Regions from separate parts of the Mus musculus genome. Here region 2 is linked to region 1. A link is a contact called in ENCODE Hi-C or POLR2A ChIA-PET data. All regions are on one chromosome and are shown on one strand. The core of a region is the stretch at or near the end of the contact, and the rest is flanking DNA. Distances in the headings are between cores, read along the strand shown. Region 1 holds the start of Slc26a6 (solute carrier family 26, member 6). Region 2 holds the start of Tmem89 (transmembrane protein 89).

Region 1 (4,052 bases), core at 690-3,189:
GTGGTGCCATTGGTTCATTACACTGTCCCCTTGAGGGATGAGGGGGGCAGTGAGCAAAGGGAGCAGAAACAAGGGAACCCAAGACCCAGAATGTAGGTAGGTGCCACCGCCTCTCACTGCTTACAGGATCCTCCCTGGCACCAGGCTGCAGCAGTGGCTGCCCCACCTTCTGTTGGTCCCTTATAAAGGGACAGGTAACTGTTAGGATCCTGCTCACAAAACTCTCTTGTTAGTTGTCTGATGTCCAGTGCTGGGGACTTTACATTTTTGTTACTTTGTTTACAGATCAAGATTATTTTTTTAACATGGTTGGGTTTTATTTATTGTTTACAGCTTCAACCATTGAACTTACACACTTTGTTTTATAGTTCAGAATGTTTCCCCCTCTTTGTTTACAAGTGAAAGGTAGAAAAAGTGGGGGAGGGGCCTAAAAGACCCACCTGCGATGCCCCTGGACCTGGCCATCTTGAGGTAGGCTTCTAATCCCAACTTTTCCCAGGTCAAAGGTCAGCTGAGTCTTCTAACAGCTTGCCCCGAAAGTGGCTCAGGACCGGGGTTCTGTGCAGCCGCCACCCACCCCTACCCTGTGTTTACTCTTGGGAGGCAGTTTCTGAGATTCAAAAAAATCCCACTTCACTGCCTGTGCCAAATCCCACCAGCCAGGTCCCCAGCTCTCTTTACCCAGACTGACCCCTGCCCTTGAAGGGCTGAGAGGCCTGTCGGTTGGGAGAGTGTCCTTGCTATGTCCTAGGTTCTGTAGATGCCCGTCTCTGGGGTCCCCTTCCAACAGTGGCCCTCTTTCCTGTCTGTGTAAATTGTTCCGTGAAGCCGCGCTCTGTTTTGGGAATAAACTTCTATAGAAAACACTTGTTCCTCTTTCTGTCTCAGCTGTTGAGAATACTCACCCAGGATGACCTTTGTAGGACTCTGAGCTCTCCTCCCTCCAAAATAGCCAGTTATTTTTAGCCCATTTCATGGGAGATTTGGACCAGGTTCCCATTTCTTTCTGAAATATGGCCTCTCACCTTGTGACTGGAGCCTGAAGTTGGAGCGCAGGAGCTGCGCCAAGAGAAGCCACTTTCCTGGTCTAGGCAGTCATATGAGGGTTTCCTTAATATCCAGAGGCTGACATTTGTGGCCCTGCCCATTAGTCACCCCAAACCTAGGCGTTCCCACTTCAGTTCCTGCTTACCCACCCACACTCTGGCCCTTACTGGTCTTTTCTCACTTGGATCAGGCCAGAGCTTCCAGACCTGGAAAGGATCCTGAGTGCTCCATTTCCAGTCTAGGCAGCCAGGTGTGAAAGTGAAAGGGGGGGGGGGGGCTTAAGAAGCCACCCATGGTGACAAATACCTTTGATCTCTTCTTTAATCCCAGCACTCACTAGGCAGAGGCAGGTGGATCTCTGTAGACAAGTCTGGTCTACAGAGAGTTCCAGGACAGCCAAGGCTAAACAGAGAAAACTTGTCTGGAAAAAAAGAAATGGAGGTGGGGTGGGGCTGGTCTTGAGGACCACTGTGCCAGGTCTCAGAAGGAAAAATCTGAGGGTGATACTCACAGCTTGGTGGTCCCTGAGAGACCCTACAGGCCTAGATCTCCCACAGTTGAGGCTGGGGCCCCTGGTTGCACACCTAGGCATCCAGATCGGTCAAGAATGTCTCCTCTGCATAAAGTGGGGACCTTCTACAAAGCATACAATTAGGTCCAGCCACTTAAGGGCACAGAGGCATAACATTGGCCAAGCGTAGCGCTGGGCCTTCGTTCCAGTCCTCCAGTCTCAGCAGAATGCTCCAGCTCCCAGCAGGTTAACAAGAATCGCAGGCAGGGACAGAAGCTAGGCCGACGGGAAGGAAAGGGTTAAAATTTTATTCTCCGGGCTCGCCCCGCCCAGAGAGTATGACTTGGATTCCACCCCCAGAATTCTGATTGGTCTGATCTTGCACATCCTAGCGGTGGAGCTTGCGGCCGGCCAAGTTCTGGGCCTGGCGCCACCTTCTAGCCGGTAGTGGCCTCCTGGGGGAGCTGTTTGAAAAGCGGTACACGAGTTACCCTCTGAGGGCCATGGGACTTCCCGATGGGTCCGGTGAGTTGCAGGGCGCTGCCCAAATTCCGCGTGCCCGCGAAGCGCTAGTAGTTCTGTGACTCCCGGCCTGGGTCAATTCAGGAAGGGAACCTCCAAGTCCCCGACAGGCATTTCCCGTCTGCGGAGCCTTAGTTTACCGCCTTGCCGATTTTCCGAAGGAGGTTATCCATCAACAGCGAGGGATGGGGGCGGGCTCTGGCGCGACCCCAGCTCTTGAGGGTTGTACTGAACGTCCCTGGAGTGCTAATAAGGGCGCTGCAGGGAAGTTGCTGCTTACCGAGGAGTCCTGGCACGGGAGGTGTGCCAGCTGGGCGCGTTGGGACTGGGAGAGAAACCGCTGCAAGACAGGCTCTAGCCAGGCGGTGGACCAGCCGCGGCCTGAGTCGGCAGGGTACTGTTCACATTTGTCGCTGCCGGCCCTTGTGCCCTCCCAAAGGGAGGTGCCAAGCATCAAGGCTCCGCCCTCCAAGGCGCGTGCCGCCTGGTAAGGGGAGGGAGCCCTTTAAGAAGACTTGAGAGATCTTGAAGGAGGGGAGAGGGGCCGCTGAGATCTCCTGGAGCCCGCGGTGCAGAGAATCTCTGAAGATCTTCCTTGCGTCTGCACTGCTCCCTCCTCCATTGGATACCCAGGTTAGAGAGTCTTCCCAGGTGAGTTCCTACCCCTCTGGTGGGATTCTCTCCCCTGGTTATAGCCTCTCCTAGATCAGAACTCACAGGTGATATCTTTCCCACAGGCTAGCCCCTCCCCCCTGCCCACTCCAAATTTGTTTCCCCTGAAATATATTTATAGAGAGCTGCATTCCATATGGAGGCACCCCCCCCCCAGATCAGAGTTTCTTCTGAGAGACCCCCTCAGATCCTATTCTCTGGTAAAGTCTCCCACTTCCGAGAGAAGTGCCTCTCCAGAGAAGTGCCTCCCGATGAGAGATTCCCACACCCCCGGTCAGAACTTGCCTGGCTGGTGAAAGCTTTCAGGGCAGAGTTCCCTCCAGGTTGGATTGGCTTCCAAAAGCTCCTGTTCCCAGGTGAAGTCTCTCTACTTCGAGTGGGAGCCTGTCAAAACTCCCTGGAGGTGAGAGCTTCGACCCTGGAGTCTTGCTGGACCCTGTCCTGAAACTGGAGGGCAGTATTGCTTACAGACCTCTGGTTTGCTAGTTCTTATCTGTCAACTCGCTCTCAGCCAACAAGGTTGGGCTCCTGGTGGAAAAGCTGGAAAGGGGACTGGACAGGAATTGATTCAGGGAAGGAAGCCAAGGGCCTGAGAGGTAGGGGCTAGGAAGCGCAGTCAGTTTGGACCTGGACCCAGACCTGGACTTGGACTTGAAGTGGTACTCGGGGCTGGGCAGCCACACCTGAGCTGGATGTGTGGGCATGCTCATCCATCTCTCCCTTCCGGAGAGACTTTGGCCCAGAAAGAGTCTTCCAGCAGCCAAAGTTCAGATACTGCCTCTGTCAGGGTGTGAGCACGGGGCCCTCAGAGACCAGCAGAGTTAGCTCTACCCTTGATCTTTGAGCCCAGAAAACTCAGGTATGTGGCTCTGTGGTCCCAAGTAGAAGTTCTATTGTATATCTGTGGTCTCACCTCTCTAGACCAAGGGACACATCAGACGCAGGCACTCCTGTCTGCAGCCCAAGAAATGGAGCTGCAGAGGAGAGACTACCATGTGGAAAGGCCATTGCTGAACCAGGAGCAGCTAGAAGATCTGGGGCATTGGGGCCCAGCGGCGAAGACCCACCAGTGGCGAACTTGGTTCCGGTAATGATGAGGGGAGAGGTTCTGGGGGTTCTTTCAAGGCCCAGACAGTCCACCCTGTAACAGACTTTTCTCCGTCCTAGATGCTCCCGTGCTCGGGCCCATTCTCTTCTGCTCCAGCACGTTCCAGTCCTGGGCTGGTTACCCCGGTATCCTGTGCGTGAATGGCTCCTGGGTGATCTGTTATCTGGCCTGAGTGTGGCCATCATGCAGCTT
Region 2 (4,052 bases), core at 929-3,428, 61 kb after region 1:
CTTCTTTGATGAATCTATCACTAAGCAGCATGTCTTTGCCTCTGTCCATGACGCTGTGACCTTTGCCCTCAGCCACCGGAAGTCTGTCCCTAAGAGCCCTGTTTTGGTAAGCTGCCGCAGCCACACTGAGCAGTTTTTGTTAATCTATTTCCCCACCCTGACCCCAACTCCAGGAGGTTGGTGACAGTGCCCAGGGCTCTGGCCACGTTGAACCCATCGCTCTTCCCCTCCTGCCTGGAAAAATTTGTTTGAATGGGGAGATATGCTATTTGGGAGTTCAGATATGTCCTCCGGAAACTGACTGGAACCTCCTCTCTAACCCACGCAGGCCACCAAACTCTGACTTTGCTGCAGGAGACTGCCTACCTCTGGAGGTTGTGACAGGTCACCCTCATGAAACCCCCTGCCTCTGGGCCACCTCCAGGTGCCACCTGGGACTCCATTCCATGTACCTGCACATACAATTCATGGATGGATGCCCTGGGACTCCCAAGTTCAGTGCTACAGGCCTGGGGCAGGGTATTGCAGTCAGGCTGGCCTTGGCTGGGTGCTGAAAAGGAGCTGATGTGGGAATACAGCTTTGGGAATAAATTTGTCTGTCCAACTTCAGGCTCTGCTGTGGCATGGTCAGGGTGTGGCTGGGGTGTCGAGTGGTCTTCAGCACAGACTCCCAATCCTTCTTATAAACCCTAAGGTAGACAGAACTAGGGTGTAAGATTTGGGGAGATCAGGGACAGGCAGAGAGCAAGCTGAGTCGGGCAGCGGTGGCACCCAGGATGGGTTAGTATTTTATAAGCTTAAGGTTCTCTTCAGTTTTACAGACAGTCCTTTAGCTCTAGCTGGGAAAAAATAAATGGAATCAAAACTGTAGATCAGGACAGAGCCATTCTCGGGGATAAACCCGGTTAAGAGGCAGGGTGAAGTTGGTGTTTCTGAGAGATGTGGCGTGAACCCCTGAGCTCCCAGCTAAAGAACAGAGCCATTCACATGGTCTGCTGCTGGATTTAAAAGTCAGGGTTATGAACTGCTTACTCATAGAGCACTGAGATCGGCAGAGCATGTCAGTCAAGAAGCGGCTGACTTCAGGCATAAAACAGCAACATGAGTTGGTCCCTTGGGCCACTGACCCCGTGATGGGAGGGATAGGGCAGTGGGCTCCTAAGCAGTAAAAGGGAGGGTAGCCTCATGGGTTGCCTGGTGGTTACACATGGGAATGCCCAGAGAATGCAATACCCACATTTCCTGCCCAGAACTCATGAACTTCACTATTCATCAGGTACGCTCCAGGCGCGGTGCTAGGTACCGGGCAAGTTCCCAACTGTAGATAGAGGCTTCCTGACCTCCAAATCACCCAGGCACCCTTGCCTGGGCCTATTTATCGTGGCTTTTGCCCGTGTCTGGCACCAGAGTGTTTACAAGCCATCTGAGCTCCCGCCAAAACGCAGAGGAGGAAGGCAGTGCTTTTTGTTCATCTGTTCTGTCACGCTCCATTCTGGCACTGGGTCTGGGTGCTCGGTAAATATTGTTTGAATGAAGACCTGGAGCCAGAGGCAGACCTCAAACAAGAACTTGTCAGGCTGGCCTCGGATGGGTTCTAGGAGGAAGCCGGTATGTTTTTATAGTTTGAGAATAAAGATGATTATGTAGGTAGCCAGAAATGCTCTAAAGAAAATCGGGTGGGGGTCAATGCTAGAGGAGAAAGGACTCTACCACCAAGGTAGTCATGGAGGGGTGACGGCAGTATGTGAGGCTCTCTCTAACCTTGGAAAGGTGACTTTCTAGGAGGGAAGCCATGCTCTTTCAGCACAAGGAAGGGTGGTGAGGGAGGTCTGAGTGAGGCAAGGACAGCAGCCAGCAGAAAACTTCAAGGAAGCCACACTTGGAAGTGCTTGCAGAGTGGAGCTGAGCTGGGTTTCGGAAGCTTCCCTGTGCTCTGTTTTACCAGCGTGGCAGTTGCTAGCCGAGTGGAGAACATTGGACCCTAAAGGCAGCAGGGTGCTTAGATTAGGGAAGGATGATAGGAGGGTTGGAGTCCATCTCCCCACTTCCCATCATCTGGCCAAGCTGTATTTTGAAAGGCCATGGGCCCAGCTGGAACCTGCTGCTGCCTCAGAGCTGGGCCTGCTCTTGGGGGAGGGGTGTTTGCCCGTTGCCAAGGTACCAGGGTTCCGGCTCCTCGAAGTGTTAACAGTCATGCTGTACACATTGCTCTTAGTGCCATCGCTGTTCCTGTTGGTGATGCCTGTCCCTAGCCAAGGCTGGTCTAGGCCCCTCTGGTACCAAGTAGGGCTGGACTTGCAGCCCTGGGGCTGCCAGCCAAACAGCCCAGATATCTGGGGCTGCCAGCCAAATAGCCTGGATAGCTGCAAGAACAGTCTGGGTTGCCCTGGCTACTGGTTGGGCCTGGGAGGAAATCGCATCTACCCCGTGGCTGGGGTCACAATCACCACCACCATGTTGCTGGTTGTCAGCCGTGTGATAGTGCACCGATGGCGAGCTAAGGTTGCTAAGGGTCAGGTGAGCACAGCTCCACTCTGTCCTCTGCAGTTCCTGCTTCTGCTCATGCCCCCTGGGCCATGCCTCCCACTCAACCTTCTTCCTATCACCCTGGCTTAGGGCCTGTGGGCTTCCTGTCTGATCCTGTCCTCCTCCCTGTGACCTGTTCTTGCATCTCCACAGAACCTATGTCTACAACCAATCCATCCCTATCATTCCTTAGGACTAGTCCTCTGGTCCATCTGTCCCCATTCCCATTCTTCATCCAGCCACCATGGGCCCCAGGGCCACCTAGCCTCTGGAGACCCAGTGACCTATTCCCCTGTCCCCCCATCCTCTTTGACACTTCCCCACATCCCTTCTCTCTAGCTCCACTCTCACGCTGGTCCCTGGCCCTCCTCCACCCTCACACTGGTCCTATATTTCAGCTCCCAGCAGTGACCTCCAGCTCCGGCAAACACTGGAAAGAGCAGCCCACTGTCTCAGACCGCACGCTGGTCCTCAGGGTCCTTCACATGCTGGACGCCATCCTGCTCCACATTGAGGGCCACCTGCAGGGGCTGGCTTCCCAACAACAAATTCAAATAAAAGGGTCCCCCCCTCAGTCTGGGTGACCCAATATATGCTTCTCTTTCTCCGATTGTTGTCAAAGATCAGCTCTGACGTTCAGGGTAAACGGAGACAGGGCATAGGAATGCTCTTCTTTTTTGGTCCCACAAAAGAGATCAGTGAAAAAAAAAATTCTACTCTAGCTTATATATCCCAGCAAAATCTTTTAAGCAGTATAGAAATAATATGATTACATTCTATTTTTCTTTTAGTGAATGATTATAAAACAAAACAAAACAGTAGGTTCCTCAATATCTTTACATGAAAAAACATTTTGCATATTACAGGTTAAAAAAAAAACCAGAAATTATTCCCAAGAACCCACATACATCTGTAACTAAGCAACTTGTTATAGATTAGTGTGGTGTGAGCAAGCAAGGTAAGTTTCTCAGCCAGTTTGTCTAACTGGCAGGCAGCATTTCGTGATTACAAAGAAAGAATCTATTTTATTATTTATCTTAAGTAATCCTATAACTATTTAAAAGAATCACAAATCTAAACTTTTATATAAAAAACTACTTGAAGACCTCAGAATGCACAATAGCAATTTTTATTAAATCATATCAGGAAGCTGAGGGCAAAAATGGATACAAGAAATGAATCATCACCAGTCCAGCCTCCAATCTAGCTAGATTGTTCTTGTTCTCTGACCTCAAAAAGTCCCCAGCTCAATTATTAAGAGTGTGTTTTTCTGAACTTCAAATTGTTTCCTAAGATTTTCTACATCAGAGCCAGTAGCAAAAACATCTCAAGCTAAGTTCACTAGCAGTTTGTTTTTCCAAATGCTAAGGGTGGCAGTCATTGCTGACAATCTCCATCTCTAAGTTCTTCCTTCTCCAGGCCGTGATAGAACCATAACCTGCTCCAGCAGCAATGCCTGAGAGAGATCAGGCATTAGCACTGTGAGTGCCAGAGATACGGCCCAGCGAGGGACTGGAAGCCCCTTT

Evidence for each region. Hi-C counts contacts between places; a loop is a spot of excess contacts on that map. ChIA-PET counts read pairs that join two places held with the same protein, here RNA polymerase II (POLR2A).
Region 2: a map of regulatory T cell shows a loop between it and region 1 (19-fold over the local background). The contact joins the promoter of Tmem89 here to the promoter of Slc26a6 in region 1. A Hi-C loop is called at or near these places in 5 of 37 maps with a recorded cell type or tissue (T-helper 1 cell, T-helper 17 cell, T-helper 2 cell and 1 more). POLR2A ChIA-PET finds 5 or more read pairs at or near these places in 3 of 5 experiments (all embryonic stem cell).

What each region holds. Positions count from the first base shown.
Region 1 is chr9:108,852,104-108,856,155 of GRCm38, forward strand. It overlaps Slc26a6 (solute carrier family 26, member 6), which reads left to right and starts at 1,940. Exons shown (of 20, transcript NM_134420.4): 1 at 1,940-2,731; 2 at 3,674-3,839; 3 at 3,920-4,052. The coding sequence starts at 3,721. It overlaps Celsr3 (cadherin, EGF LAG seven-pass G-type receptor 3), which reads left to right. Exons shown (of 36, transcript NM_001359572.1): 36 at 1-866.
Region 2 is chr9:108,912,441-108,916,492 of GRCm38, forward strand. It overlaps Tmem89 (transmembrane protein 89), which reads left to right and starts at 2,179. Exons shown (of 2, transcript NM_027066.1): 1 at 2,179-2,517; 2 at 2,925-3,123. The coding sequence starts at 2,194. The coding sequence ends at 3,110. Slc26a6 (solute carrier family 26, member 6) reads left to right here. Exons shown (of 20, transcript NM_134420.4): 19 at 1-106; 20 at 329-609. The coding sequence ends at 343.